Regions from separate parts of the Homo sapiens genome. Here region 2 is linked to region 1. A link is an interaction called in ENCODE POLR2A ChIA-PET data of the cell type or tissue named here. Cell type or tissue: PC-9. All regions are shown on one strand. Links, peaks and the distances in the headings refer to the core of each region. The heading gives the core; the rest is flanking DNA. Region 1 overlaps AGAP1 (ArfGAP with GTPase domain, ankyrin repeat and PH domain 1). Region 2 overlaps LOC105373938 (a long non-coding RNA gene).

Region 1 (12,199 bases), core at 2,577-7,576:
GCTGGACCAGAGGGAGGAGGTGCATCCCACTGATAGAAAAATAGCTCTTTCCACATGGGATTTACTTCCAATATATTGTCCTCCAATGCTGAAACTTACTCACTCTACATTATGTCTAAGAAGTGACCTGATTCATAAGATGCCTAAAAGTTAAGAAACACCATCACCTTCACAGAACTGTGTGATATGAGGACCGCATGGATGCAGGGCTGGAAGCCAAGGGGCTAACCACACCATGGGTGTGACACAGGAGGGCAAAACCAGCATCTGAAGGAGGCCAGGCACACCCTGGGGAGCACAACCCACCAGGTCACACGATGGGGAGCACGTCCCACCAGGTCACATGATTGGGAAGCACAACCCACCAGGTCACAGGCTGGGGAGTGCATCTCACCAGGTCACATGCTGGGGAGCATGTCCTACCATGTCACACACTGGGGGAGCATAACCCATCAGGTCACACAAATGAGGAGCATGTCCCACCAGGTCACACGCTGGGGAGGGAGCACATCCCACCATGTCACACACTGGGGAGCACGTCCTACCATCTCACACCCTGGGGGAGCACAACCCACCATGTCACAGGCTGGGGAGCACGTCCCACCAAGTCACACGCCGGGGGAGCACAACCCATCATGTCACATGCTGGGGAGCACGTCCCACCAAGTCACACGCCGGGGGAGCACAACCCACCATGTCACACGCTGGGGAGCACGTCCCACCAGGTCACACGCCGGGGGAGCACAACCCACCAGGTCACAGAGTGGGGGGCACATCTGCCCAGTGTGTTCTGGGCGGGGGGGGGGGGGGTCATGGGGAGGGCAACTGTGCAGCAAACCAGATGCCACGGGCCCTGCAATGACAGCGTCAAGGGTCTCCCGATGCCGAGTGAGACATCCCGTCAGAGGAACACTCCCTGCTCCAGGAAAGGACAGCTGGGTAGATCAGGAGGAGATCTGAGTGATCTCTAGAGGGCAGAGACTTTCGGGGCACAACATGCCTGTCCAGCTGGCAGAGCAGACCGGCAGAGGCCCATCTGCAGGAGCTCAGGAGGAAAGCCCAAGAGCCCTGAGGAAGAAGATGCCTGGGAGGCGGACTTCTCCCTGCACTGCCCGCAAAGACTTCCAGTCACTGCCCCTCTACTCTCCTCCCACTGACACGGACACATTGGGAGCTAAATATCGGGGGCGCAAAATTTTGCATAATTGTGCACCCAAACACCACCCCAACATGCTGCAGACAAACATTACCCGTGGACAGATGATGCGAGGAACGCACTAGCGTGGGCCTGACACCCAGCAAGCGCTCAGTCAGGGGTAACTAATTGTGTCTTAATACCATCAGTGAACAGCATTACCAATTAATTTGGAAAACACTTCTTTCTGTTATCGACTACTCTTGCAGAAAAATGGGAATGTGGCCTTAGAGGATCTGCAAAGTGACCCTAATGGTCCAGGGAAAACTGAAAGGTCAATGATGATGACTCCAAAATGCAGGCCCCAATAGTGTCTGGCTTCTCAGAACGTCACTCTGTTGCTGCACTGTAACAAACCACACCCTGGTTAAGTAACTGTGGATATAGCCACATCATGGAATAGTAAAACCAGTAACTGAAGCTCAACATACTGCAGTGGGGATTCCCCAAGTCCCCAGGCTACTATCAAGTGATGACAGCCAGGTGCGATACAGAGATGGATAGGATCCTCACAAATGCATTTCTAAAAAGTGTATCGGGGGTGAGGGGTGCAAAATATGTATACGCTTGGCCGGGCGCGGTGGCTCAGGCCTGTAATTTGGGAGGCCGAGGCGGGCGGATCACGAGGTCAGGAGATCAAGATCATCCTGGCTAACATGGTGAAACCCCAACTCTACTGAAAAATACAAAAAAAAATTAGCCGGGCGTGGTGGCGGGCGCCTGTAGTCCCAGTTACTCGGGAGCCTGAGGCAGGAGAATGGCATCAACCCAGGAGGCGGAGGTTGCAGTGAGCCGAGACTGTGCCACTGCACTCCAGCCTGGGCGACAGAGCGAGACTCCATCTCGTTATTTAAAAAACAAACAAACAAACAAAACAAAACAAAATAAATATGCATATGCTTGTCAAGGCTGAGACTATTTCTGGTAAAATTTCCAACTTAACAGGTGCTGATTTAGGGTTAGGAACTAGATGGCTGAAGTCAAGGGTGATGAGATGATTTTCCTTTCATTGTTACCTTCTGGCACCTTTTAAGGTTTATTCCATTTGGCACATAAGAAATTAAATCGTGAAGTTTTAAAAATGAACTTTAATAGTAAAACAAAGAGGGTAAACTGTGAATTAAAATGAGCTCTATTCATCAATGCACTGCTGATTTTTCAACACATACCACCATAAGATTAACTTTCTAACAATATAAAATATTCATTATAAATTAAGCAGTGCTCCATTAAACAAAGATGCATGATTATATAAACATTGGAACAATGTGAAGCATCTTTTTACTTGCAAATACATCCTCACTTGAATGGAACATATTTGTGTTTGTGGCAATAAGAGTAATAAAATAAATGCTTGACTCAATTGGCCAAAACTCTTCATCTCCCATTAAAAAGTATTTATTTTAAAAACTTTCATCAACTCTGTTACCGCCCAGTCAAAATGGAATGCTGCCTCATACAAAGCTAAACGAAAATTAACAAAACATTCGCGAAAGCCATGCATACCAAAATAGTCCTTCCTCCTACTCCACTACAGGGACCTATCTGTGGGCTGGACACTGTGCTGGCGTGGAATTGTTCATCACTCAGTAGGTGGGGTCGAGGAAGGGTGGGGCAGGGTCCAGGCCAGCTGTCCTGCTTCCTTCCAAGGTGCAGGAACACTGGAAGGATAAATATGCTTCAGGGAAACACAGCTGGGCATATGCGCATGAGTGTGTGGATGCACATCCGGATGTGTGCACACCTGTGTTCCTGGACCAGCCAGAATCCAGTGGCACAGAGGATGTAGCTCGTTCTCAGAAGTGTCTGGGCCAGGCGTGGTGGCTCACGCCTGTAATCCCAACACTTTAGGAGGCCGAGGCGCGCAGATCACCTGAGGTCAGGAGTTCAAGACCAGCCTGGCCAACATGGCGAAACCTCGTCTCTACTAAAAATACAAAAATTAGCCAGGCGTGGTGGCACATGATTGTAATCCCAGCTGCTCGGGAGGCTGAGGCAGGAGAAGTGCTTGAACCCGGGAGGTAGAGGTTGCAGCGAGCCGAGATCCCACCATTGCACTCCAGCCTGGGCAACAGAGTGAGACTCTGTCGCAAAAAAAAAAAAAAAAAAAAAAAAAAAGAAAAAAGCATCTTGTATTTTACAATCGACGTTGGTGATAGTAATGATCCTTCCCAAGAACTAGACAGGTGCCGGGCTCGCCGACCACTGCAGCCCTTCAGGACAGGTTCTCCCTGCTGCTGCCTCTGGACACAGCGGGACACTTGGGAAAGTCCCCCTTGACCTCCTTGGCAATGCCAGATTCTAAATCCCTCCCTCATTATCTGCTGTGTTGCTCAGAGCCTGCTCGCCCTAGACTAACCTGGGACGCTTAGCAAAGCCAGCAACAGGTGAGCATCAGCCGGGACTCTGGAAATCAGAACCTTCAAATCGGCATTTCTTTTTTGAGACGGAGTCTCGCTCTGTTGCCAGGCTGGAGTGTAGTGGCGCGATCTTGGCTCACTGCAACCTCCACCTCCCGAGTTCAAGAGATTCTCCTGCCTCAGCCTCTCGAGTAGCTGGGACTACAGGCGCCCGCCACCACATCTGGGTAATTTTTGTATTTTTAGTAGAGACGGGGTTTCACCATGTTGGCCAGGATGGTCTCGATCTCCTGACCTCGTGATCCGCTGGCCTCGGCCTCCCAAGTGCTGGGAATATAGGCATGAGCCACCACGCCCGGCCTCAAATCAGCATTTCTAACAAGCTCCCTGCAGAGCTTTGTCCACACTTTATTACTCTTCATCTTCAATTTTTCAAAATTTGCTAAGCAGATGTTACAAGTGTAAAACTCCAAGAGCGGGAATTTCTGAGAAATGTGAAAACAGCACAGGTTGCCATGGGCAGAAAGTGCTGCAGTTACTGAGGCTAAACTCCTACCCCATAACGCAGCCCTCAGAGATGAGCCCTGCTTCTCCCACCTGGCCCTGCCCATCCCAGTGTCCATGGGAGATCAAGAGGACGCAGAGGGAAATGGGTGTGAGGGGTCAGGGAGCCAGGAGCCATGGGTTTGACAGTGACCTCGGTTAACTTTCTGGTCTCTCAATTTCCTCACCATAAAATAGAAGCATTTCTGGTCGGGCGCGAGGTGGCTCACCCCTGTAATCCCAGTACTTGGAGGCCAAGGGGCGTGGATCACCTGAGATCAGGAGTTCAAGACTAGCCTGCAGGCAGATCACCTGAGGTCAGGAGTTTGAGATTAGCCTGCAGGTGGATCACCTGAGGTCAGGAGTTCCAGACTAGCCTCGTCAACATGGCAAAACTCCATCTCTACTAAAAATACAAAAATTAGCCGGGCATGGTGGCAGGTGCCTGTAATCCCAGGTACTTGGAGGCTAAGGCAGGAGAATTGCTTGACCCAGGAGGCGGAGGTTGTGGTAAGCCGAGATTGTGCCACCGCACTCCAGCCTGGGGGATAGAGCGAGGGAGGGAAGGCTGCACTCCAGCCTGGAGGATGGGCGGGGGAGGGGAGGGAAGCGGGGGAGGGGAAGGAGGGGGAGGGGAGAAGAGGGGAGCAATTCTTTCCTAAGGCTTCTGTAAGGTTCCAAGGAGATGCTGCCAAGGAGGTGGCAGGATGCCTGGGAAAGGGCCCAACTACCCACAGAGGAAGCTCTCCTATTACCTTTGGGGGTAGGATTAAAGAGCAGGAATTGATGTCCCGTTGCCCAGGTGCCACAGCCGGGGGAGGATGCTCCCGCTCAGAGACAGGCACACATGCTACCTGAACTCACTGCTGCGCTGGAGGCACAAGTGAGCCTGGAGTAACACATGGCCTGCCAAGTCCTGATGAAGCAACCACACCAGGGATGGAAAACCGTGGCTCGGGCCGGGCGTGGTGACTCACGCCTGTAATCCCAGCACTTTGTGAGGCTGAGGCAGGCGGATCACTTGAGGTCAGGAATTTGAGACCAGCCTGGCCAACATGGTGACACCCAGTCTCCACTAAAAATATAAAAACTAGCCAAGTGAGGTGGTGTGCGCCTGTAATCCCAGCTACTCAGGAGGCTGGGGCAGGAGAATTGCTTAAACCCGGGAGGTGGAGGTGGCAGTGAGCTGAGATTGCGCCACTGCACTCCAGCCTGAGTGACAGAGCCAGACTCTGTCCAAAAAAAAAAAACCAAGAAAACTGGCTCACAGTGACCACTAACTCCACATGGAGTAAAACAAACTAGAAGGCTTTACTGGAGTCAGTTTTCATCCCAGGTCAATTTATATTCCATCAAACCACATAAAAATTGCCAGATCAATCTGACCACAGCCAGGAGGAGATGTTCCTGCTTGGAGACAGGCACATGTGCTACTTGTACTCGCTGCTGTGCTGGAGGCACAAATATGGTCAAATATGTTTGAATAGTGGCAATTTCACAGTGGGGTTCAACCTACAGCACATAAACGTGTATGAAAAAAGTCATCCATGTGATATGACTACCAACATATACCAAAAATTCTAGAATGGGAAGTAATCCTGGAAATGACTCCAGTTGGCCTATCTTAGCATTCTACCTCAGCAAACAACACCAACAAGGGAACAGGGCCCAAGGACTATGGTCAAGGAAGAGAACTTTCAGAGGATTCTGGACCTGAGATGAGGAAGCCCCACCTTCCCAGGCTGCAGGAGCCTGGCTGCAAGGACCAGGGAAGGCAGCTCCTGTCCAGCGGTGCCTCCACTGCGTCCTTCCTCGGGATTTCAGAGCCTTCTGCTAAAGGCTCCCCCACATTCTTCATTAGACAAGGGAGCCAGGACCTCATCTTCATTAAGACAGCCATCGTCTGGCAGGTGGGCTCATTCCCCAGCAGAGCTATGGACTCTAATTTTCTCCTCCAAATTATCAACTAGAAGCACAGCATGCAGCCAATATTAGAATGACTTGATGGTCTCCCGTGTCACGTTCACCCCCAGCCCAGCCCCCAATTCTGTTTGGCTCCAGGAACCACAAATACGCATTCCAGACAAAACTCGTGAAATTATACACAAGGCTAAAAAAAGGAACCTGAAATTGCAGGTGACATTTTAAAAACAACATATTATCTCAGAAATTGGGAATTTTCTTTGAAAACCTTAAACGTCACAAGGATTTTAACTATTATTTTTAGCACAGAAAAGGGGAGGAGCATTTATTTTTAGTTTAAAGCAGCCGTAAAGCCCCCAAATATAAAACAAAACAACAATGGAAGAAAGATGGTACATCCACAGAGGAGAGGAGCATCGGAGGAGGCTGTGGCTGCCACAGCCTGTCAGTTCTGTGCCGAGGAAGGAAGTGGAGTCTTAAATAGAATAAAGAAATCCATTTCAACGCAGCCGGAAAAGAGCCCGCTGCAAACTGGATCAGACATAATCCGCTGATGACTTTCAAATGTAGGACTTAGCAGAAGTTCACCAGCACAGTTTCAATGGTAGGATTTAATTTCTTATTTGGAAATCCTTGAATCCCTATAATAAATGAAATAAAACATAAACCCTGGGGATACCAGATTGGTTTCAGGCTTCCCTGGAAGTTCAGGCTCAAAGATCCTTTTCAGCAGCCTCAAAGATCCACAGACAAGACAGTTTCCCATCCTGACATGTCCGGACAGCATCCCCTGACCTTGCCATTCACCAGGCCCTCTCAGTGCAGGGTGACGAACACCTGGCCACCAAGATGCCACCATGCCCACCCCTGCAGGTACATCCACGCCACTGCCTGCAATTCCAAGGCTCTTTCCCCTGAGCCCTGAGGCGACTTAGAATCTGTCACAACAACGTCAGCATTTGACTGGGTCCTCTCTCTTCTCCTCTAAGGAAATCCCAAGGCAAAAGTTTGCCGGCCCAAATGGGCTCTAGAGGATTTGCAGGTTTGTAACTTCTTAGAGGATAGTGATTTCCACCCCCCCATATATATAAATATATAAAATATACACTAAATAGAGCATATCATATATACATAATATATAATATGTACATATAACTATATTATAGAGTATATAATATATACATATAACTATATTATAGCATATATAATATATACATATAACTATATTATAGCATATATAATATATACATATAACTATATTATAGCATATATAATATATACATATATAATATATACATAATACATAATATATATATTACAAATATGCTAGCATGTGTAATACATAATATATGCATATATTATACATTATATACATATATTATAAATATATACTATGTAGAGTATACAATATATACATATATAATATATACTATATATACACAGAGAGAGAGAGAGAGAGACAGAGACAGATTCTCGCTTTGTCGCCCAGCCTGGAGTGCAGTGGCACAATCTTGGCTCACTGCAACCTATGCCTCCAGGGTTCAAGTGATTCTCCCGCCTCAGTCTCTTGAGTAGCTGGGACTACAGGCACGCGCTACCATGCCTGGCTAATTTTTGTATTTTCAGTAGAGACGGGGTTTCGCCATGTTCCCCAGGCTGGTCTGGAACTCCTGACTTCAAATGATCCACCTGCCTCGGCCTCCCAAAGTGCTGGGATTACAAGTGTGAGCCAACACACCCGGCCCTCATTTTCATTACAGTTTCTTCAAAAGCATTCCTGAGTGCCTCATAATACCCCTCCAGAATCACGGTGTTCCCCAAGAACGCCCTTGTCGTGGGTGTGTAAAGCACTGCTTAAAGGATTCACGTCTGAGAGAATCAAAGCAGAGGGCGTGAGGATTTGAAAGTCAAAACGGCAAGGAAGAAAATTGCCCTTTCCTTCTTAAAATGTGAAAACAGAGGCCCACCTACAGCCTTGAGGAGTGGAGCACAGCTCTCCTGCACTGCTGGGATTATCTTCCGCATTTCCTTCAGAAGAACTGTGTTCCATTAGCTGAGGCTGCTTCGGAATATTTAATGCATAAATAATAACTTCATAGTCCTGAAACCCATGCCCCAATTCCATCCCGTTTCCATCTCACTGTTATAAACCAAGGTGATAACAAGTTTTGTTGCAAGCATCTTCCTAGGGCAGGTTTTGGGTCCAGTGCAGTACAGCCTTCTGGCCCCAGCTTGTTAACCTACAGGCTGAGTACAAGCTTGTTCACAGATGCAGGGAAGAAGTTCATCCCAAGCTACAGAAACAGGCCGTTCCCCCAACACCGAGGTCCCCAGAAGAACCAGCCTGAGGTTGCCTCCAAAACACATTTTACAGCCTCCCTGGCACTTCTGGCAAAGCCCCACACCTCATAGCTTCCTTGTTTCACAGGCTCTCACTTCCATCTTTAATTCCTGAACCTGGACAGCTTGGTAGAGAGTGCAGACACCCCCACTGCGAATGCTGGTTCTCCTGGAGCCCGGACTGCTGACGCAGTCAGCAGAAGGAATGGCCTGCCCATCCTATGGGTAAAGCACTGTGGCTCTCAAAACCAAAAATGCTTCTGAGTTTGCATCTCTGAGGGATGTTAACCACTTTGGGCATGGAATGCAATTTGGATGTGGTGCTTCACTTTTTGGAGGGCATTTCATGGCTCTAAGAAGTAAATTTCAGCCACAAAATGCTCCAGGGGTTTTACAAAGAGGGAGGGAGTATCCAGGATCCCATTTAACCCGTGAGAATTCAAAGGAGTCACAGAACTCCAGGGGAAAAAAGTACAATTCAACTTCTAGTATATAGTGAGCTCCAATGTTATAAAGTCAGCCCCAATTTCCCCTGCTAAAGGGAACAAGCACCTGATCACCATCATCCAAAACCTTCTTAGTCTTCTTACAAATACATCAGGCTCTCTGTAGCAAGACAACGCAACCAAAGACACTGCCTGTATCTACAGGAGGTCTCCCCAAGCCCTAGACCCCCATCCCCCTGACCCAGCTCATCCGCTGTTCCCATGCCCCAGCAGTAACACCCCACCAAAGTAGGAGAAAAGCTGGAGGGGAAGGGAGGGGGCATGTAGGGACGTCCTGCCCGACCAGTTCTTTCCCTCCTGCCTCCCCGTCCCTCCTGTGCGAGCCTAGGTGGGGTGGGGGGGGGGGATGTCTGATGCCCGTGGTGGTCCAGGCCACCATCTCCTGCCTACACCACCAACCAGCCACAGGTATGGGCACGGGGCTCCCCTGTGCTCCTCTCCTCTCTAATCTCCAGACACCTGCCTTCAGGAGCTTGCTAAAAACCCACCCTGGGGTTTTCACATGCTGACTACATGTTCAATTTATTGTTGAGCCTCTGAGTAACTGAGCTTCTATCTAAAGTGGGAAGAGCAATAAAAATTTAAAAATTGTGATAGGTATGATGAATAATTATGCAACCATCAAGCTGCTACAATAACAAGAACCTGAGAAAATGACTGTAGGAACACACTGAGCGCCACCACCAGAACGCCAGCTGTCACACTAGGGAGACACGGCCTCCCGCCAGGGGTTCCTGGCACCCCTAAGAAGCGGTAGAACATTGTCACCTTAGACCAAAGCCAGAATCCTACATTTCATATAAGACGTAGAATTTTGAACAGATCTCGAGAATGCTTTAAAACATTTTAACACCTAAAATGAAACTGCTGAGTCCTTGAAAGTGAAAATGTTGAATAGGGATATTTTATGAAAAGGTACAAGTCAGAAACTGCAAGAAAAAACAAAATCCGTAGGTTAAATTCACAGCCATTTTTTTTTCATGAGATGTAAGAGTAGACAGCTATTTGTCTTACTGCAGTTTGGGTGGAGATGTATATTAAAACAGGGGTCCCCAACCGCAGGGACGTGGACTGGTACTCATCCGTGGCTGGCTGGGAACAGGGCCACACAGCTGGAGGTGAGCAGCGTGTGAGCAAGCAAAGCGAAGCTTCATCTGTATTTACAGCTGCTCCCCATAAGCTCACACCACCTCCTGAGCCCCGCCTCCTGTCATATCAGCGGCGGCATTAGAGTCTCACAGGAGTGCAAGCTCCACTGTGAACCACACCTGTGAGGGATCTAGGATGTGTGCTCTTTATGAGAATCTAATGCCTGATGATCTGAGCTGGAACAGTTTCATCCCAAACCATCCCCCCTCCCTCGACCCCTGGGTCCCTGGAAAAACTGTCTTCCACAAAACCAGTCACTGGTGCCAAAAAAGCTTGGAGACTGCTGTATTAAAAGATAATTTCGACTGCAGCTTAGATGCTGGTAGTATGCAAGAGCCACTGTATTTGCTGAAGTTAAGACAAGTTGATAGACACGAGAACATTTTCCCTGGTTAAAATAAAGAACGCAGGAGACAAGATATTTACAATTCATATGCTGAGTTTCTGTCAGTCCTGGGCTGGATATAATTGGGCCTGACAGTTTTCATTCCAGAAAGAATTATAAACTCAGTCAGTCATACTGTTTAATTCATGGTGAAATTAATGTTTATAATAAGGGATGGCTCAATAATAGACACAAATAAATCCAGAAGATTACCACAGAAAGAGCAATCAGAATTAACTCACTCCTTACTGTTGCTGAATTTTCGCCACAAGAGCAGACTAAGAAATTGGTTGGGGGAGGGTCCGTGGGGCAAGGTGAAGGGAGCACAGTCTGTGAAGCCAAGGGTCACCCCTCCCAGGCACAGGGGTGACAGACACAGACAGTCCACTAGGTATTGGTCCCCCCTGCCATGTCACTCACAGAGAAGCATTGCTTCATCGGGGATTGCAGGGGGAAGTGGGGGCACTGGGCACTTAATGTGGCTAAACTACTTCTAACAACCTCACATGAAGACGAACAACATGTACACCCAACACAGCTAACAAGCAAACCAGCACCTCCCCATCCCGATGCGGCAATGCTGGTTCAAATCCATGCTCTACATGGAACGCCTGGGCAGCTTTTCTGCGAGTCACTTAGCCTCTTGGGGCCTTAATCTCTTCATCTGTGAAATGGGAGGGCTGCCTCCGGTTCTTCCAGCTCTCACCTCCCAGAATCTGCTCTTAGTAAGAACACCCTTTCCACGCAGACCTAAAGCTGGCTGGTGCCTGGGGCTGTCCCAGCTTCTCTCAGGTTAATGGGCTGGCACTGACCTAAGGGGAAGGTTCAGCTAAAATAACCGGACTTAATGGCAAATCGAATGAAACAAAAGTTAGGATACTTCTCTTTTTTTTTTTGAGATCGAGTCTCCAGGCTCTGTCGCCAGGCTGGAGTGCAGTGGTGCCATCTTGGTTCACTGCAACCTCTGACTCCCTGGTTCAAGAGATTCTCCAGCCTCAGCCTCCCGAGTAGCTAGGATTACAGACGTGTGCCACCACACCCAGCTAATTTCTGTATTTTTAGTAGAGACGGGGTTTCACTGTGTTGGCTGGGATGGTCTCGTATAAGGTGGGGACGGGGCTCATTCTGAGAGGTGGCATGGATAATTTTTCCCCCACAGATAAGTCTGCAGCACATGCATGGGAAAGGGGCAGCGATAGCATGGTGCCACTACTAATTTTGTGATTGTGTTACATGATTAAAACAAATCCTGCCCATCAGGTTGTAATGCTCAGCAAATCTAATCAGCCTCCTGGGAGAAGGTCTGTTGAGCCGGCTGACCCACACGGACCATCTCTCATCCCTGTGAGCTTGGTCTGTGGCCTCACATCCAAGATGCCACAATCCAGGCTGGAAAGCGTGGAAGCTGGGGCACCCGACCCGCCCTTCACACTGAAATGTCCACTGTGCACCCTGGGACCTCACACGACTCTTGGTTCCCCTGTCACTGATGCTCAGGGTAAGGGTCATAAGCCATGGTTTAAAAATTGGTAAACAGGCTGGGGGCCGTGGCTCACGCCTGTAATCCCAACATTTTGGGAGGCCGAGGCAGGTGGATCACCCGAGGTCAGGAGTTCAAGACCAGCCTGACCAACATGGAGAAACCCTGTCTCTACTAGAAGTACAAAAATTAGCTGGGCATGGGGGTGCACGCCTGTAATCCTAGCTACTTTGGAGGCTGAGGCAGGAGAATCGCTTGAAATCGAGAGGCGGAGGTTGCAGTGAGCTGAGATCACGCCACTGCACTCCAGCCTGGGCA
Region 2 (12,199 bases), core at 4,372-9,371, 760 kb after region 1:
CTCTAGGAAGCCAGGTTTGTTCAGTTTATGCGTCCTCCCAGAACTAACTGTTCTTTTGGATAAGCACGGCCCGGGCATTCCACAGACCCACAAACATCAGGCAGTGGGCAATCTGGGGTCCCGCCTAAATATCACTGCCCCCTTACTTTAAGAAATCCGCCTACAAGCAGAAAGCAGAGGTGGAGGAGGGGGATTGGAGAGCGCTGCCTCTTCCCAAGCTTCCCACTCTGAGGGATTTGGCCGAGTCCCGAGGGCACTGAGCAAGGAACCAGGAATATTGTCCTCAGGGCTCCACTGGACATTCCTGGAGTCTGTTTCCTGGGCAGGACGGCCAGGTGAGAGGCAGCCTATTACACTGCATGACCACTGCAATGAGGAACAGTAGAATGTTCCCCAGCGCCTTAAAGTACAGCCGCTGTCCATCCACGGATGTCAAAACGCTCTGCAAACCACCCATTAATTTTTATGGTGGCTTGAGAAGCAGATTGAGAATCATTACCTTCATTTTTACAAGGCAAGGAACCAAAACCACAGAGGGCGGTGAGGATCCAGGCCTCTCCCATCATTTCATCTGGGCCACGGATCTCAAGGAAAGCCCCCAGCCCACTGGGAAGGGGACTCGTGGCCAGCAGAGATTCTGCCCGGGTAGGGAGCAAGGAAAAAACCCAAACTTTGGAGCTCAGAGACGGTCACAAGGGTGAGAAGGGGCGGCTGCATTCAGGGATTCTCTGGTTTAGGCAAGAATGGCTCCAGTTCTAACTTAATGTTCAAATCTGCCAGGCTGTGACAAGGCTGGTAAAAAATGTGGGATTGGGGATGGTTTCCTGTTTGCTGTTTATATTTCTCTTTATCTCTAGCTTTCTGTCCTGAGCATACATTGTTTCTGTAATCAGAACAAAAGTTATGCGAACTTTATTATTATCACGGATAAATTCTATAGTTCCAATCTGCCTACTAACTTGGAAAGAATAAGCAGGAATACAATCTCGCACAGTGTTCTTTTTCAGATCTCATCGATCCATCAGGCTCCACGACCCTCTGCTCGCTGAGTCCGGCGGCTCTCCCGCGGCTCCTCCCGCGCGGCATCTCTGGGCGCCCGACACCCGGTCAGGGCCAGCTGGGCCTGTCCCCAACCCCCGTCTACACCGCAGGCCCCGGGCTAGGAGCCGCGGGACCCAGGGTTGGGGTCCCAACTGACACCCGCCCGTGCCGCGGAGCGGGCTTCTCGGTAAACATCGCTCAGAGAACAACGCGCCTCTATCCCAGCCGGTCCCCGCCCGCGGGCCGCCGGCGCTGTCACCTCGCGGCTGCTCGGTCACCCGATCGCCAAGCCAGAAACCGGAGTTTTCAATTTCATCCTCACAGGAGGGATCTCCGAAGAAGTTGAAATATGCATTGTCACCAACAAGTTTAACCGGAGACCGCGCGTCCTTCCCTCCTCCCCAGCGCCGCTCGAGGGGGGCGCCCCGACCCCTCCACGCCCTCCCGTGGCCCCCACGGCCCCCGTGAGCCGAGCGCGCCCCCCGATTTGCGCCCGAGGACGCGTCCGGTTGCCCAGGGAGGCCACCCCGCAGGGCCGCCCGCCGGGAAGTGGCCAGAGCCGGGGTTGGGGGGCGGCCCGAGCGCACGCGGAGGGCTGCGGCTCGGCGCCCGGAACCCCGGGCCGGGTCCCTGCCCACCAGCACCAGGGAGACCCGAGCGCCCGGGGGAGCGGCGAGGGGCGCGCGAGGCTTCCCCGAAGCCGCCCCACGCCCAGGCACCCGCGCAGCCCCGAACTCAGGCGGCGGTGGCACGATCGGCGCCCGCGGCACGATCTGCGCCCGCAAGGGAGTGCAAAGCCCCCGAGCACGACCCCGCGCCCCCGCCGGCCCCCAGGGCCCTGCCGCCCGAGGCGCTCCCCGCCGCCGCCTGCCTACCTGGCTCGCATGGCGTCCCCGCCGGCTCCTGAGGCTCCGCTCGTCGGCCAGCGGCTCGGCCCAGCCGGGGGCGCGCGCGGCTCCGCGGGACTCACGGCGGCGGCGGCGGCGGTAGTGGCGAGGGGCCCGGACCGCCGAGAGTGCCGGGCGCGCTGGGCCCCCGCCTCGGCGGGCGGAGGGTGGTCCCGCGCCTGGGCGGGGGCGGGGGCGGGGGCGGGGGCGGGGGCGCGGGGGGCGGGGCCAGGACCGGAGCTGAGGCCGCGGAGGGGGTGGTCCCGCGCCGGGGCGGGGCTTCGGGAGAGGGGCGGGGCGGGGCGCGGCCGTCTGAGGCTGGCGAGCGTGGGGCGGGCTGGGGGTGGTGCCGCGGCTCCGGGTCCAGGCGGGTATCCAGTCTGGGCGCCTCCTCTTCTTCCTCCGCCCGGAGCCGGCCAGGGTAGCGGGGCCTTGGCCGCCCGGCATCCTCGGGTCTGGGTCCCCGGTACCGAGCAGGTCTGGGTGCTGGCCCGCGCTCCTGTGCCCCCCCGCACCCCCATCTCCCACCCCTTCTCCGGGAACCCCTAGCGAGGACCCCTGGGGCGGTGCGGTCCCCCCGCGAGCGGGCGTGGGCGAGGGTCGCGCCGCGTTCGGAGACGCTTTACTACACCTTGGCTGAGGACAGTGGAGGGAAGGCAGGCGCGAGGCTGCGGGGGCCGGAGCGAAAGTTACAAACTAACAACAGGGAAGGCAGTCCGGCTGAAAATCATAAAAGGAGGAGAGTTTCCTGCGAAGCGGAATGCAGATTGAAGGGCTCTGGTCGGAATCGTTTACACTTTGTCTGACCTGGGCGCCTCTGGGCCCCCGGCGCGTAAAACAGGCCTGGCACGTAGTAGGCGCTCCATCAATGCCCAGTGAGTGAACGCACCACTTAACTATGTGGCCAGCAACGTCTATGGACCGACACATCTAATCCTAAAAAAAAAAAAAAATCCCAATTTTGGCTAGTCCATTTCACACGAGTAAACTAGAGCTCGGAGGGTTGGTTCGCCACAGAGGAGAAGGGTAGAACCAGAATCTGAACCGAGGCCGACTCCAGAGGCTGGGGTCTAACCACTGCGCCACTGCCTGGGGCCCTCGGGACTGCGCCCACCCCCACCCCGGGAACCCGGAGCCCAGGAGAAAGCGCGGGTCTTTGCCGGGGAAGAAGCCAACATTTGTTGCTCCTGGTCCTGAGCGAGACACACACAGTCAGTCCTCACCATTAACCCCGAGGCAGATATTGTTATTGTCCCCGTTTTTATAGGTGGCTTGAGACGTGCAGCACTATGTTATGATCGCATGGGGCGTGCCAGAGTCTGAATTCAAACCGGGTATGTTCAGACTCCCGAGCCCCTGCGGCTGCCCCTAAGGCCTGCCGCTCCTGCCGTCTGGGAGACCTTCCTTTCCCTAAGGAATCTGGTTTTCTGCCACTCCATTTGAAGTCTGTGTTGAAGTTTCAGGAGACACAGGTGGACAGAGGCACCGACCTAGGGCTCGGGAGAAGGGTGGACATTGCTGTTCCGATTTTGGTGTCATCTGTGTGTAGATCATGGAATTCCTGAAAATGGATACGAGTATCCCTAAAATACATGCCGCAGATTTTGAAAGGAGGCAGTGAGGCGAAGGGGCAGGTGGAGGAAGCAGAGAAGCCTCCGAGCAGAGGAGAGTTTCTGGGTGGCTAGGAGGTCTGATTGGTGTAGGGATGTGTCTGGAGTGTGCTTGAATCTCTGGCAAGTTATCTCGCCTCTCTGTGACTCAGTTTCCTAAATGAGTGTAAAAATGAAAGGCAGCATGTAAAGTGCTCAGCAGACTGCCTGGCACACAGTAGCTTTCAGTAAGTTTTAGCTACTATTAGTACTGCTATCCCAAATGACATCCACACTGTGTTTTTTAAAAAATGCCTATAAAAACATTGAAAAAGACAAGCCAGTAGAAAATGGACAAAAGCTATGAAGGTAATTCCTGAAATGCCACAAATGGCTCAAAGCATGAAAAGCTCCTTGACTATACTAGTGAGGGAGCTAAGGCAAAACATACACACACAAAAAACAATCGAATAAGAAAACTCAAGGCCTGTCCAGGCAGCTCAGTTCACTGAGCAGAGAGGGAGAAAGATACCCTAAAAACCACAAAGAACAAAGTGCCATGGAAACGCAGAATAGAACATGAATAAACAAAGCATTACAGATTTCGCCTGGGGAAGCAGAGAGTGTGTCTTACGATGTCCACATATGTATGCGCAGTACTTGCTATAGTCATGCCTCAAGCATCCTCAAACCAGTCCACATCCTAGAGAGGAATTAACAGAGGTCAGAATGTTTAAACAAAGTGGTTAAAAAAAAAAAGAAAAAAAAAACAAGAACACATTACCTTATATTCTTACTACAGTAACTGGAATTCTTCTTCAGCTCCTATGAGCCAGGGAGACAACATTACTGGTTTAGATGTAAGTTGTTTATGAACTGTTTTCTTTTTGTATCCTGGAAGGCAGAAAGGTCTCTAGATGTTGCTTCCTGTTGAATGTGTGCTTTTTTTCCACCAGTTTTTGTTACTTGCTCTTCTAAAGGCCTCTGGATCAAAAGAAAAAAAAATGAGCTATTCATTCATAACATTCAATTATTCAATAAGCCTTTCCAGTGGGAACACATACAGCAAAATCAATAACTTGGGTTTTTATTTTTTTTTAGTACAGAGATAACACATTTGTTTCAAAGGATTAAAATGATTAGAGAAATGTGTAGAGTAAAAAGTAAGCATCGATCCTAAGTTCCTACCCTTTCCCAGATTCCATAGTTCACAGTGAATTATACTCTACCAGAGGTTTTCCCCAAGCGTTTGCACGCGTTGGGTGCGTGCATGTGTAGATGATACATATGTGCGTGATGTGTGTGGGTATATATACGTGGACATGCATCTATGTATAAAGACAGTGTGGTAGGTTCTAAAATCAGGCTGCCCAGCTTTGAATGCCAGACCCACCACTCACCTGCTGGGTGACATAAAGCAGGGCCACTCAGTACCAGTGTTCTCACCTTGAAGTGGGTACAGTGCTCCCCAGGATTAATGGAGGTGCTGCATGGAGACTGCTTAATGTAGTGCTGGGCGCACGGCACATTGTTTACAAATATAAGCTGTTACTATTCGTGTTTACACACACATATACGTTATTCTTTGTTTCACATTAATAAGTTGAAGACAGTGAAATTTGGATGTCTCAAAAGGACTCCACTTGGCAAATCTCTCGGTGAGCGCTGGCTCCTCTGTGTTGGGGTGTACTCAGCGGCTCTGTTGTCTAGGAAAGTAAGATGCACACAGATGAGCAGGGAAAGATTGGGGTAGGTTTGACAGTCAATGTGCTGCATCTGTTACTAACACCAGCAACAGTTCAATCACACCAAGCACCACCAATTCATTCCAAGGACTTCTCAGAATAGATACAACACTCCCAGAAAAAGCAGCCCGGGCAAGAATAACTCCCAAGTAATATACACTATCCCAAACTCTACATAAGCTCTCTAATATGTTATAACATTCTGACCACCTATAAAATACACTTCATATTAGGAAATAACTACTCAGAAATTGCATGTGGCCCATAATGAAAATATCTCTCTATGGACAAAAACATTCTCAGCAATGAAATAAAAAGAATAATGTTCTTCTGGTGAAGTGAAATCATTAATGATCAAAATGCCCATGTCACAGGGAAAATAGAATACAAATGTACAAAACACAGCTAAAGGGCAAAGAAGAGCACAAGGCATAGGATATTTTTCAAATGGAATCTGTAAGAGTAGAAATTTAATCGTCAATGTGGGTGAATGGATTTTTAAATTAGTTGCCTCTGACTCAGAATGCAGAGAGAGGACCTGTTATCAAAATGCAAGCCTAGATACATACCCTCTGTTGGTGATAAAATTTGGATATTTGTTCCTTCAAAATCTCATGTTGAAATATGACTCCCAATGTTGGAGGTGGGACCTGGTGGGAGGTGTCTGGGTCATGGTGACAGACCCCTCATGGCTTGGTGCTGTCCCCCCAATAGTGACTGAGTACTGGGGAGATCTGGCCTTTGAAAGTATGTGGCACCTCCCCCTCTTTCTCTTGCTCCCACTTCGCTTTCCACCATAAGTAAAAGCTCCCTGAGGCCTCATCAGAAACTGAGCAGATGCCAGAGCCATGCTTGTACAGCCCACAGAACTGTGAGCCAAATATATCTCTTTTCTGTATAAATTACCCAGTCTCAGGTATTCCTTTATAGCAACACAAGAACAGCCTAATACAGTGGATTTAAGTTGAGGGAGAAAATGCTGCTTACATGATTCACAAGCCTACAGAATGACATTCATTTGTTCAAGAAATACTTATTGGACATCTGCTGCATGCCAGCCCCGAGCGTGGCCCCAGGGAGTGAGAGCCCTGGTGAGACAGAGGCAGCTGAGATTCCAGAGTGGACCCAGGCAGAAGGGGAACCACAAAGCCTACAGGTGGTGATAAGCATCCTAAAAGAAAGCACAGTGGGCTGTGAACTAGGATGAGGTGAGACCTGCTTTATGTGGGAGGGCTGGAGAAGGCCCTAGGGGAGGTGACATTGGACCCGAAGGGAAAGGAGTGGAGAGGGGCGTGCTGGGCAGAGGGAACAGCATGTGCAAAGACCCTGAGGCTTGAAAGCGCTTCACACCCTCAGGGAACTGAAATGACACCAGTGAGGCTGGAGAGAAAAGAATGAAGTGAATGGAAAGAGGGAAAGAGAGAGATTCCAAGGGGACCGTGTTGGGAAATGGGGGCTCATGGGGCATCTAGATGCTGCCCATCCTCTGTAACTTCCCCAGCAGCTTGGAGAACGTTACTTTGCCAAGAATTCAGTGAGACACTAGCTATAAGAGAGAGCAAGACTTCGGTTTTGCCAGAAAATGTTGGGTGATCTGTTTGCCATTCTGAGAAGCCTCTATCCTTCCAGTTCTAAAAAGCTGTGACAGGGAGCCCCACCACATGGCTGACTGTCCTTAATAAATGTATATGCACTGGGCCTGGGCACTGCGGCTCACGCCTGTAATCCCAGCACTTTGGGAGGCCAATGTGGGTGGATCATCTGAGGTCAGGAGTTTGAGACCAGTCTGGCCAACATAGTGAAACCTCATCTCTACTTAAAAAAAAAAAAAAAAAAATAGCAGGTGTGGTATCACATGCCTGTAGTTATAGCTACTCAGGAGGCTGAGGCAGAAGAATCGCTTGAACCTAGGAGGCGGAGGTTGCAGTGACCCGAGATCGAACCACTGCACTCCAACCTGGGCGACAGAGCAAGAATCTGTCTCAAGAAAAAAAAAATTCATATGCAGTGGGACATAACCCAGGCATCCCAGGAGCATACAGAATCCAGAAGGGATGCAGAGACAAAATGATCTGCTGAAAAGAGTTCTGTGGCTTTAAGGAAACTTCCAGAAATACTTCTAAACAAATATTCATTACCTTGCTCATTTACTCACTTATCCATTCAACAAATATGTGTGGAATGCTTACTGTGTGTCAGGCAGTGTGCTAGGAGCTGAGGATAGGAAGATAGGTATGTTCTAGATTCTTCTACTTAAGGAGTACACAGTTGCTATCATTCTATATAGTTAGTCTATAGAACGATAGTTGGATAAGTGTCAGGGTACACAGAGGAAGGCCACCTGGACCCATCCTGGATGTAGGTGGGCATGGGTATCCTCAGGGATGGATGATGAAGGGTGAATACGATTTGTTAGTAGGCTTAGAAACAGAGCTGGGGGGCCGGGCGCCGTGGCTCACGCCTGTAATCCCAGCACTTTGGGAGGCCGAGCGGGCAGATCACTTGAGGTCAGGAGTTTGGGACCAGCCTGGCCAACATGGTGAAGCCCTGTCTCTACTAAAAATACAAAAATTAGCTGGCTGTGGTGGCGTGTGCCTGTAATCCCAGCTACTTGGGAGGCTGAGGCAGGAGAATTGCTTGAACTGGGGAGGCAGAGGTTGCAGTGAACCAAGATCGCACCACTGTACTCCAGCCTGGGCGACAGAGCGAGACTCCGTCTCAGAAAAAAAAAAAGAGAAACAGAACTAGGGGACAGACATCCCAGGCAGAATCTGCAAGTGCAAAGTTTGGAGGTTTGAGGAAGTTCCAGGGAAGGAGCAAAGGGCTTTCTGTGTCTGGCAAGGAGAGTGGGATATTTCTGCGAGGCCAAGGAACACCAGGCCAGACATGCAGGTTACCTCAAATCCCAGAAAGTCCTGCAAAGCATAGAATCAAAACTGTACAAGGCCAGTTGTCTGCACGTTAATATTTCAATGTCAAACTATGAAAATTTAACAAAGGCATTTTGGTGAGTTTGGGAATGTAAAAAAGAGGTGACAGGTTTGCAATCCACAGCCAGTCTTGTGATTAAGAAATAGCACGAACAGCAGAACATTCTGCCCAGAGGGCTGAGATTTACTCACACTTGTTCCTCTGGTTCACACATGGCTTTTCCACATGGCCTGGGAGAAGTTGCTTTATTTCTTAAAAAAAAAAAAAAAAAAAAAAAAAAATCAGGGATGGGCGCGGTGGCTCATGCCTGTAATCCCAGCATTCTGGGAGGCCGAGGCGGGCGGATCACATGAGGTCAGGAGCTTGAGACAGACCTAGCCAACATGGCGAAACCCTGTCTCTACTAAAAAATGCAAAAATTAGATGGGTGTGGTGGCGAGCGCCTGTAATCCCAGCTACTCGGGAGACTGAGGCAGGAGAATTGCTTGAATCCTGGAGGCGGAGGTTGCAGTGAGCCGAGACGGCACCACTACACTCCAGGCTGGGCAACAGAGCAAGACCCTGTCAAAAATAAATAAATAAATAAATAAATAAATAAAAAAAAATCAGTAACTACTAGTCATGTCAACATGGATATCAATTGGATTTAAATAGGGATTTAAATTGGTGTTTTCCATTTACATCAAAAAAGGAGAAAGATCTCAAACAACTTAACATCATGCCTCAAGGAAATACAGAAAGAAGAATAAACTAAGCCCATTGTTAGTAGAAGGAAAAAAATAATAAAGATCAGAGGAGAAATAAATGAAAGAGACTAAAAAAAAAATACAAAAGATTAATAAAACCAAGAGTTGGTTTTTTGAAAAGATAAATGGCCAGGTATGGTGGCTTATGCCTATAATCTTAGCACTTAAGGAGGCCAAGGGGAGGTGAATCACTTGAGGCCAGGAGTTCGAGACCAGCCTGGCCAACATAGTAAAACCCTGTCTCTACTGAAAATACAAAAATTAGCCAGGTGTGGTGGCGTGTACCTGTAGTCCCAGATACTCGGGAGGCTGAGGCATGAGAATTGCTTGAACCTAGGAGGTGGAGGTTGCAGTGAGCCAAGATCTCATCACTGCTCTCCAGCTTGGGTGACAGAGCACGACTCTGTCTCAAAAAATAAAAAAAAAAATAAAGAAAGAAAAAGAAAAGATAAACAAAACTGACAGACCTTTAGCTAAACTAAGAAAAAACGAGAGGACAAATAAATAAAGTCAGAAATACAAGAGGAAATAATACAACGTGATACTACAGAAATATAAAGGATCCTAAGAAACCTCATGGTTTCACTGCTGAATTTTACCAAACATTTAAAGAATAACTAATACCAATCTTTCACAAACTCTTCCAAAAATTAAAGAGGAGGAAATACTTCAAACTCTTTTTATGAGGCCAGCATTACTCTGACACCAAAACCAGAAAAAGACACTACAAAAAATAAATCAATACATAAATAGGTAAGTAAAACTACAGGCCAGGATCCCTGTTGAACATAGATACAAAAATCCTCAAAAAAATACTAGCAAGCTGAATTCAGCAACACATTAAAAGGATCATTCACCATGATTAAGTGGGATTTATCACAGGATAGGAGGATGGTTCAACAAATGTAAATCTACAAATGCAATACACCACATTAACAGAATGAGGGACAAAAACCCTGTGATCATCTCATCAGACACAGAAAAAGCATTTGACAAAACTTGACATCCTTTCATGATAAAAACTCTCAACAAATTAGGTATAGAAGGAATGTACCTCAACACAATAAAGAACATATATATATGGTAAGCACACAGTTAGCCTTGTACTCAATGGTGAAAAACTGAAACCCTTTCCTCTAAAATTCAGAACAAGACAAGGAAACCTACTCTCACCACTTCTATTTAACATCATGTTGGAAGTCCTTGCAATTAGGCAAGAGAAAGAAATAAAAAGCATCCAAATGGGAAAGGAAGAAGTGAAATTGTTGCTGTCTGTTATCCCATACAGAGGAAACCTTAAAGATTTCACCAAAAAACTGTTAGGACTTAGAAATTAATACGTAAAGTTGAGGATTACAAAAGCAACACATAAAAATCAGTAGTTTCCATTGATTTGTTGACACTGCAGACTTTCCAAAAAACAAATTAAAAGAGCAATCTCATTTACAATGGCTTCAAAAACAAAAACAACTTAAGAATAAATGTAGCCAAGTAGGTGAAAACCTGTATACTGAAAACCATAAAATGTTGATGAAAGAAATTGAAGAAAACACACATAAACAGAAAGATATCCTATGTTCACAGATTGGAAGAAGTAATATTGTTAAAGTATCTGTGCTACCCAAAACAATCTACAGAATTAATGAAATCTCTATAAAATCTCCAATGTAATTTTACATAAAATAGAAACAATGATCCTAAAATTCATACAAAACCACAAAAGAAATCCAAATAGCCAAGGAAATCACACACAAAAAGAGCAAAGCTGGAGGCATGACACTACTTGAATTCAAACTATACTACAAAGTGATAGTAATTAAAACAGCATGACACAGACATAAAAATAGACACATTAACCAATGGAACAGAATAGAGAGCCCAAAAATGAATGCACATCTGTACAGTCAATAGGTTTTTGACAAAGGTGCTAAGAATAGACAATGGGAAAAGGACAGTCTGTTCACTAAATGGTACTGGGAAAATTGGACATTCATATGCAGAAGAATAAAATTGGATCCTTATCTCACCCCATATACAAAAATCAACTCAAAATGGATTAAATATTTAAACATAAAATATTAAAAAAAATAGCCATGTCTCAAGACTTGAGACTATAAAACTACTGAAGGAGAATATTGGGGAAAAATTACATTAGTCTACATAATGATGTTTTTAGATTTGATTCCAAAAGTACAGGTAAGAAAAGCACAAATAAACGAAGGGGATTACATCAAACTAAAAAAGCTTCTGTACGATAAAGGAAACAATTAACAATGAAAAGGCATCCCACAGATTGGGAGGAAATATTTGCAAGCCATATATCTAATAAGGGGTTAATATCCAAAATATATAAGGTACTCAAACAACTCTATTAGGAGAAAAAAAAAAATCTGATTTTAAAATAGCAAGAGACCTGAATAGATATTTCCCAAAAGAAGACATATAAATGGCCCACAGATATATGAAAAAATGTTCAACATCATTAATCATTAGGAAAGTGCAAATTAAAACCACAATGAGACATCAACTCACACCTGTCAGAATGGCTATTATCAAAATGACAAAATGTAGCAGTGTTGGTGAGGGTGTGGAGAAAGGGGAACCCTTGTAGGCTGTTGGTGGGAATGTCAATTAGTACAGCCATTATGGAAGAGAGTATGGAAGTTCCTCTAAAAACTAAAAGTAGAATTACCGTATGATCCAGCAATCCCACTTCTGGGTATTTACCCAAAAGATTTGAAATAAGTATGTTGAAGAGAAATTTGCACTTCCATGTTCATTGCAGCACTATCCACAATAGCCAAAATATGAAATCAACCTAAGTGTCCATCAACAGATGAATGGAGAAAGATAATGTTGTATATATACACGGTAGAATACTATTCAGCCTTTAAAAAGAAAGAAATTTTGTAATTTTCAGTAACGTAGATGGAAGAGAAAAACATTATGCCCAGGCACAGAAAGACAAATACCACATGTTCTTACTTATATGGGAAATCTAAAACAGTCAAACTCATTGAAATGAAGAGTAGAATGGCGGTAACAGAGGCTGGGGGTTGGGAGCATGAGGAGATGACAGTCAAAGGGTACAAAGCCTCAGTTAGACAGGAGGAATAGTAGTTTTTTTCTTTGAAATCTGTTGCATAGCATGGTAAATATAGTAAATAATAGTGTATTGTATGTTTCAAAATTGCTAATAGAGTAAATTTTAAGTGTTCTCACCCTAAAAACTGATGAATATTTGAGGTGATGGATGTATT

Evidence for each region. Peaks named below come from ENCODE experiments on the same cell type or tissue, not always from the same donor. Only the 100,000 strongest peaks of a DNase experiment are listed, where the experiment ranks them.
Region 2: POLR2A ChIA-PET joins it to region 1 with 6 read pairs; 2 of 35 experiments call an interaction of 5 or more read pairs at or near these places.

The regions. Positions count from the first base shown.
Region 1 is chr2:235,696,084-235,708,282 of GRCh38, reverse strand. All of the region lies in intron 1 of AGAP1 (ArfGAP with GTPase domain, ankyrin repeat and PH domain 1), which reads right to left. Among named protein-coding and RNA genes, the nearest start is that of TNRC17, 180 kb to the right of the region's middle. In PC-9, for the core only: no CTCF peak of the experiment used is centred there; a DNase peak (open chromatin) is centred at 5,082; H3K27ac peaks cover 3,088 bases.
Region 2 is chr2:234,941,888-234,954,086 of GRCh38, reverse strand. It overlaps LOC105373938 (a long non-coding RNA gene), which reads right to left. Exons shown (of 7, transcript XR_007088132.1): 2 at 8,385-8,444; 3 at 4,964-5,223; 4 at 4,302-4,501; 5 at 4,152-4,220; 6 at 2,736-3,489; 7 at 2,288-2,648. SH3BP4 (SH3 domain binding protein 4) reads right to left here and starts at 2,070. Exons shown (of 6, transcript NM_014521.3): 1 at 1,917-2,070. RefSeq lists an enhancer at 968-1,617. In PC-9, for the core only: no CTCF peak of the experiment used is centred there; a DNase peak (open chromatin) is centred at 7,456.